2 separate regions of the Homo sapiens genome follow, and region 2 is linked to region 1. The links are chromatin contacts, found by Hi-C or POLR2A ChIA-PET in ENCODE. All regions are on one chromosome and are shown on one strand. Each heading gives the region's core, a stretch centred on a gene start or an enhancer-like site at or near the end of the contact. The rest is flanking DNA. Distances are from core to core; before and after follow the strand shown.

Region 1 (3,152 bases), core at 632-3,131:
ATTAACCTTCAAGTCATACAATATGATGTTTTGATATATGTGCACATTATGTAATGATGACCACCATCAAACTAATTAACATATCCATCACCTCACATACATTTCTGTTGTGGGGAGATTACTTAAGGCCAACTCTCCTTGGTAACTTCAAGTATACGATACATTATTATTAACTATAGTCACTGTGCTGTACATTAGATCCTGGAACTTATTCATCTTAGAACTGCACGTTTGTATCCTTTGACCCACATGTCCCCATTTCTCCCACCCCACCCCACCCTGCCCCCAGTAACCACCATTCTACTCTCTATTTTTGTGCTAAACCCATGAATTCTTAAGTAAGTTGTTTTAACATGTTGTAGATTCAAAGTGGCAGCCAAGTTTCACACTGTAGTTGATGTGGAGCACGATGGAAACAGCCCATTAGGACAAAAGAGCAAAAAATACTGATTTCATCAGTTTCCCAGGCTTCCTCTAATGGCCTCCTCTGCAAAGCAGGACACTAGGAAAACTGCTAACCTGTTGAACGGACAACAGCACTCAGAAGGTGATGGAAGCAATAAAGGAAACTGCTGAATGAGCCAGCAAATGAGGAGATGTGGCTGCAGCTAACTGCATAAGTCAGAATATTAGCTTAGAGCTTATTCGATGGGGCAAATGCAGTCAGACCTGGCAACTGGAGCTGCTTCAATATAATGGAATGTTCAGGGCACAGCCCAGCACTCAGAACAAGGGCTTCATCTCCTAAGTCACCGGGACATGGAGAATGGCCAAGGCTGCCACATGGAACACACAATCTAAGGCATCCCCCCACGGGTGACCATAAATGCCCCCTGGTTGGGGGTAAGGAAAGAAAGTGTAGGACAGCTCAAACACATCCCACCATGCAGGATGGACTCAGGACTGAGGTAGGGACCCAGACTTAGGAAAAACAGAATGACAGAGGATGTTAGAAGGTGAACTATGTCAGGAATAGTCGAAGGAACTGGGAAGGCTTGGCCAGAGAAGACAAGATCTGGGCATGAGAAGGGTGAGTGGCTTAAGGGGAGAGATAGAAACTCTTTTCCTATTTTTGAAAAGTTGCCCCATAAGGGCAAAATGAAATGTGATCTATGTGGCACTAGAGGGCAGAGCCAAGACTAATGAATGAAAAGTTTTAAGGAAGCAAGATGGGATTTAGATGAGGAAGTCGCCTCTAGCATCATGGTTTTCAGTGGTGACAATCCTGCCCCATAAGGAGCATTTTGGAGATTTATACAGGCTTTTGTAACTTCTAATATAGTCATACTAGAGCATTTACATGTTAAAATACAAACATTTATTACAAGTTTCTTTCCTGTTCCTTCTCCTTTGTATTACAGTTAAGGCAAAATATTTACTTTTAAAAGATTATATGTGTGAGTTACATTATGTATAGATTTCATTTTGGAGTAGAAAAGAAGCTGTTACCAAATATACACTATGAAAATGGGGCCAAAAATACATTATGAAATTGACTTTGCCTGCAATGGGACCCGCTGCTCTGGCAGAAAAGTGACAAACCAAAGGATCTTGGCCAAATCTGCCTATAAGCATTTTTGTGGGGTATGTTCTGTATTCTTCAAAATTTTGAATTAGTTGCTGACATTTAAATGCTGGGAGATATGTACACATCCAGCAAGTAGGCTGCACTGCTGCTTGGCAAAAACTCACCCTGGAAAAGGTAAGACAGCTCCCTTTGGAAAGGGGATCCATGTCTCTGGCCACCCTCCTGCACCCAGGCTCGCTTCACCCACTTACACCATTGGCCTTGGCCTTTGGATCAGATTGTGGCTCCTGCTCTCCAACTCAAGCTCTCAGTAAATCAACACAGTACGCATTGGGGCTGGCATTCCTCCCTGGCAGAGACCCTATATGGGAGAGTGAGGGAAGACTGACTCATCTGCCTGGAAAGAGATCTCAACTTTTCAAGGTTGTGGCTGTTTGGGGGAATCTCATAAAGCCTATTCATGCTTCCCCAGAGAAGTACACAGCCACACAAAAGGTTGCTTATAATTTCAATAGATATTGGACCCCTTATATCTTATTCTGCTTAAAATTAAGATTCCAGCTCTAATATGCTGTGGAGCCCAGCTGGCTAACCAAATCATACTTCCCATCCCAACTCTAATTTGGGGGATTTTTTTCTATGTGTAATCAGATAATTTTTGATAGACTCCCCATAGGGATAACGACATTTAGTCTGCTACACCTGTGGACAGTCAGGCAGCTACTGAATGCTAGTGAAATAACGGTTCTTTGAGTCAAGCAAGTAAGTAACACCTAAAATCTGCTATTCTTGGAAGCTGCCTGCTTCCCAGAGGTCTCCAGCCCAACCACAACCGATAAATAAAATCAATTCTAAGATCAGATGCCCTCCCTCTCCAGTGACTGCTTAGGCCTGTAATTAAACTACGAAGACAGAGATATCAACTATGTTAGACAGCGAGCTTTAAAAAATGAAATGTGGCATCATTTATTTTCTGGAGAACAAATGCCTTGAAGCTAGTGCCTGGTCATATTAATATTTCATTTTTATGTTTCCCTTGCCAGTGATCCCCCAGCCCTTTCCTGCTTTGCAGCATTCTCAGACTTCCTCAGAAGTCATGCATTTAAAAACATGTTTAAACACACATTCTTATAAAAACCTATTTCTCCTTGGTAAGAGGGGAGGGTTAAAAATACCCAGCATCCTCCCAAAAAATTACCAAGAAGCCTTTAATTTGGCACATGTCCTTCCTGTGATTTAAACTCATCAAACCACAGCCGTCCCTGGATAAAATTAGAATCAGACATAACAAAAACAAGATATATAGAAGACTACTGGGAACAATCTTTAGAGATGTTAAAAATAATAACAAATATAGAGAGAAACTGTGCTTTAAAATCACACAATTCTAGATATATCCAGATCAATATATTAACGCAAATACTGCGAAAAGTTATACCATAAAAGTTGAATAATATTTTCATAAAACAAGGCAGTGTTTTCACAAGGCACCTTTCATCAAGCAATATTACAACTTCAGAAAGCACTGGATAGAGAAAGGGAAATATTCCCCAAATCCAATAAAGCTCAGTTGCACCATTTAAAATAACTGCCAAGAAATGGGACATTCTGGGACAGAATTTTG
Region 2 (3,127 bases), core at 250-2,749, 34 kb before region 1:
TTGAGGTAATTATGGCCTCAGCTCCAGGCAGATCCATTTCAGGGGAGTTCCTGCCACCACTCATTGTCTCTCCACAAGGAGACCTGAATGGAGAAGGGAAAGGCTGAAGGCTGTGTCTCCCTCTGATCTAAAAGTTCAGACTTTAGAGAAGGGCCATGCTGTATTCTGGAGTAGGCATGTCAGTGCCCTAGTTCTTTCTACAAGCAAGCTTGCCTCCTCCCTTCACTCAAGTATTGGCCAATTCTATTTAGAATTCTAAAGGTAGAAGGACCACCTCCTGACATTTCTGAGAAACATGCTCAGGCTATCTTCACAACTCCACTCAAACCCACCTGTGTTCTGGAAGAGGGGCTGCAAAATCACTCTCCAGGGATTTCATGCTAGAGACAGAGGCCAGCTGAGACAAGTGTCCGCTTTCACTGTTTCTGCTCCTTCAGGAACAGGATGCATTTGATGGTCCCAAAAGATGCTTTCCTTGCCTAAAATTCCACAGAAAACTGGACTGAAGCAAGATTTGACTTCGTGGTTTGACACATGTCCAATTACTCCACAACATTTATGCCTCAGTAGGTACCCAAAACTCGACGGCAGCCATCATTGACCAATGTGTGCCCTGGGTCACTGCGGTGGAAGCAGGGACATGTGGAACAAATAGTGCAACACAATCTCACTCTGGGGAAAAAAAATACGTGCTGCAGAAAGTCAGTGGAGGACAGCATTTTGGTAGATTTTTTTTTTAGTCATTTCGTCAATAAATGTTTTCTCAGACACATGCTGGGCCCTAGAGATAGCATGCTGAACTTGACAGATAGTCCCTGCCTTCACCTAGCTTACTATTAAGCTCAGGTTTGAGGATCCAGCTGATCTGACTTCAAATCCAGTGGCCTACATTTGCAGAGCCTCCTCAGCTATAAAATGAGGATGATAAAATTATGCAAAGGGTTATCGTGAAAGGTAAATCAGATAATCCATGTGAAGTATTTAGCCCACTGCCTTGCTCTAAGTGGTGGCTGTTGTTAAGATCATTATTTCATAGGTCACTGGAGGCCTGCTGGAAACTGTGCACTGGACACCAGAATGACCTTATCTGTATGAAGGGCCTTTGGCAGGCAACCAACCCAGAGTCTCAAAGGACTGCATCCCAGCTACAGACAACAGAGCCCCAGAGCTCTCAGCTGAAGCTCAGCATTCACAATCACACAATGCCCAGAAGAACCCAAGCCCCACCACTGCTGGCAGGCCACTGCCCCAGGCAGCAATAAAGGCTCCCAGAGGCCTTTTGTCAATTGTCCCCTGAACAGAACATAAACATCTCCATGCTGCCATTCAGTGGACATCCTGTTTACATGGTGAGTGGGGATCTTGGTTGCTTTCCCTCTTCTCTTTTTAAAGGCTGTAATTATGTTTACCCAAGTCCAGCAGTAGATGCCAGGAGGACTGTGAGTTGATTTCCCTGGCTAACACTGCAGACGGCTGGCGGCAGCCCCACTGACCCCTGCATCCTAGGCAGAGAGCCAGCCCTACATTCTCCTTACAAAGACAGCCATTCTCACTGAGCAGTTTTCTTTGCATGCATGCTGGGATGCTCTGGATAATTGGCTAGCCAATGCCAAGATACGTCAGCACTATGCACGTACCGGATAACTGGATAATGAAGGGAAAGGAAGGGTACAGAGCTCTGTAGTTAGAATGCCTCCTGGGTACCATGCAGTGTACCATGAGCATTTCACATGCAGGTAGTCCCTGGCTTATGATGGTTCAACTTACAATTTTTTTTTTTTTACTTTATGATGTTGCAAAAGTGATGCACATTTAGTAGAAACCATACTTCAAGTACCCATACAAGCATTCTGTTTTCACTTTCAGTACAGTATTCAATAAATTATATAAGCTATTCAACACCTTATTATAGTAGTCTTTGTGTTAGATGATTTTGCCCAACTGTAGGCTAATGTAAGTGTTCTGAGCAAGATTAAGGTAAGTCCAGGTTAAGGTGCTACATTCAAAAGGTTAAGTATATTAAATACATTTTTAACTTATGATATTTTCCATTTATGATCAGTTTATCAGCATGTAACCCCATCATAAATTGAGGAGCATTTGTATATTGTTTGATCAATCCCAGTACAACCCAGAGAGTTATGTATTGTTACCAGATTTTTCAAATGAGGAAAAAAACATAAGGTCACTCTGCTGGTAAGTGGTAGAACTGGAATTTAAACTAGATCTATCAAGCTCTGTAGTCTATGTTCTTTCTACTCCAGAAAAAAAAAATGAGATAACATTTTATGCATGCCCAGATGAGTTGTTTTGACTCAGTGATTCCCAGGTGTTTTCATCCCTTTCCCATCTGTTGTAATATATTTTCAAACATCAACCCAATGCAACATTATTTTTTCTTAAATGGAGTCTCACTCTTGTCGCCCAGAATGGAGTGCAATGACACAATCTCAGCTCACTGCAACCTCTGCCTCCCAGGCTCAAGTGATTCTCCTGCCTCCACCTTCCAAGTAGCTAGGATTACATGCTTCACAGGAATAAAATAGAGCTCAGAGAGCAGCCCAGGCCAAAAGGGAGCAATGTACATGGAAGTATGAGTCAATGCTCACAACAATCGAGGTCCCAGGAAACTGTGCTCATGACACACCTTATCTTCAGGGTCCCTATGGCCCCTCTCAACTCATGTGAACTCTGCTCACTCCTAGCAGATGGTATTCTCTCTCCCTGACTTCCTCTCGGGATGTTTCAGGCAACCACTAAGGTGGCCTCCAGGGATCCCTGCCTTCTGGTACTTACTGCCTGTATGATCCCATCCCCGTTGAGTGTGGGCTGGATTTAGTGACTAGCTTCTAGCAAATAGAAATAGGCAGAAGCAAAATCACTTCCAAGATTAGATAATTAAAAAAAGATCATGGCTTCTGTCTTAGTCTCTCTCTCTCTCTGTCTCTCTCTCTCTCCCTCCACCCCCGCCACCACCCCTCATTCTGCAGAAGATAAGCTGCCATATTGTAATACTCTATAGAGAGGCCCATAAATCAAGGGACCAATGTTCCCAGCCAGTGAGGACCTGAGCCTACCAACAGCCATGTGAGTGAGCTTGGGAGCAGATCCAATCCCAGTTGAACAT

Evidence for each region. A loop is a pair of places that touch in the nucleus more often than their neighbours do. ChIA-PET counts read pairs that join two places held with the same protein, here RNA polymerase II (POLR2A).
Region 2: a map of CD4-positive, alpha-beta memory T cell shows a loop between it and region 1 (15-fold over the local background). The contact joins two enhancer-like sites. A Hi-C loop is called at or near these places in 2 of 168 maps with a recorded cell type or tissue (CD4-positive, alpha-beta memory T cell and transverse colon). POLR2A ChIA-PET finds 5 or more read pairs at or near these places in 1 of 52 experiments (naive thymus-derived CD4-positive, alpha-beta T cell).

Annotation. Positions count from the first base shown.
Region 1 is chr12:64,911,420-64,914,571 of GRCh38, reverse strand. All of the region lies in intron 2 of LINC02389 (long intergenic non-protein coding RNA 2389), which reads right to left. Among named protein-coding and RNA genes, the nearest start is that of LINC02389, 29 kb to the right of the region's middle. Within about 2 kb of position 1,881, at least 2 of the 41 ENCODE cell types and tissues checked have a DNase peak (open chromatin) inside an H3K27ac peak, as active enhancers do.
Region 2 is chr12:64,944,668-64,947,794 of GRCh38, reverse strand. All of the region lies in intron 2 of LINC02389 (long intergenic non-protein coding RNA 2389), which reads right to left. All of the region lies in intron 3 of LINC02231 (long intergenic non-protein coding RNA 2231), which reads left to right. Among named protein-coding and RNA genes, the nearest start is that of LINC02231, 46 kb to the left of the region's middle. Within about 2 kb of position 1,499, at least 7 of the 41 ENCODE cell types and tissues checked have a DNase peak (open chromatin) inside an H3K27ac peak, as active enhancers do.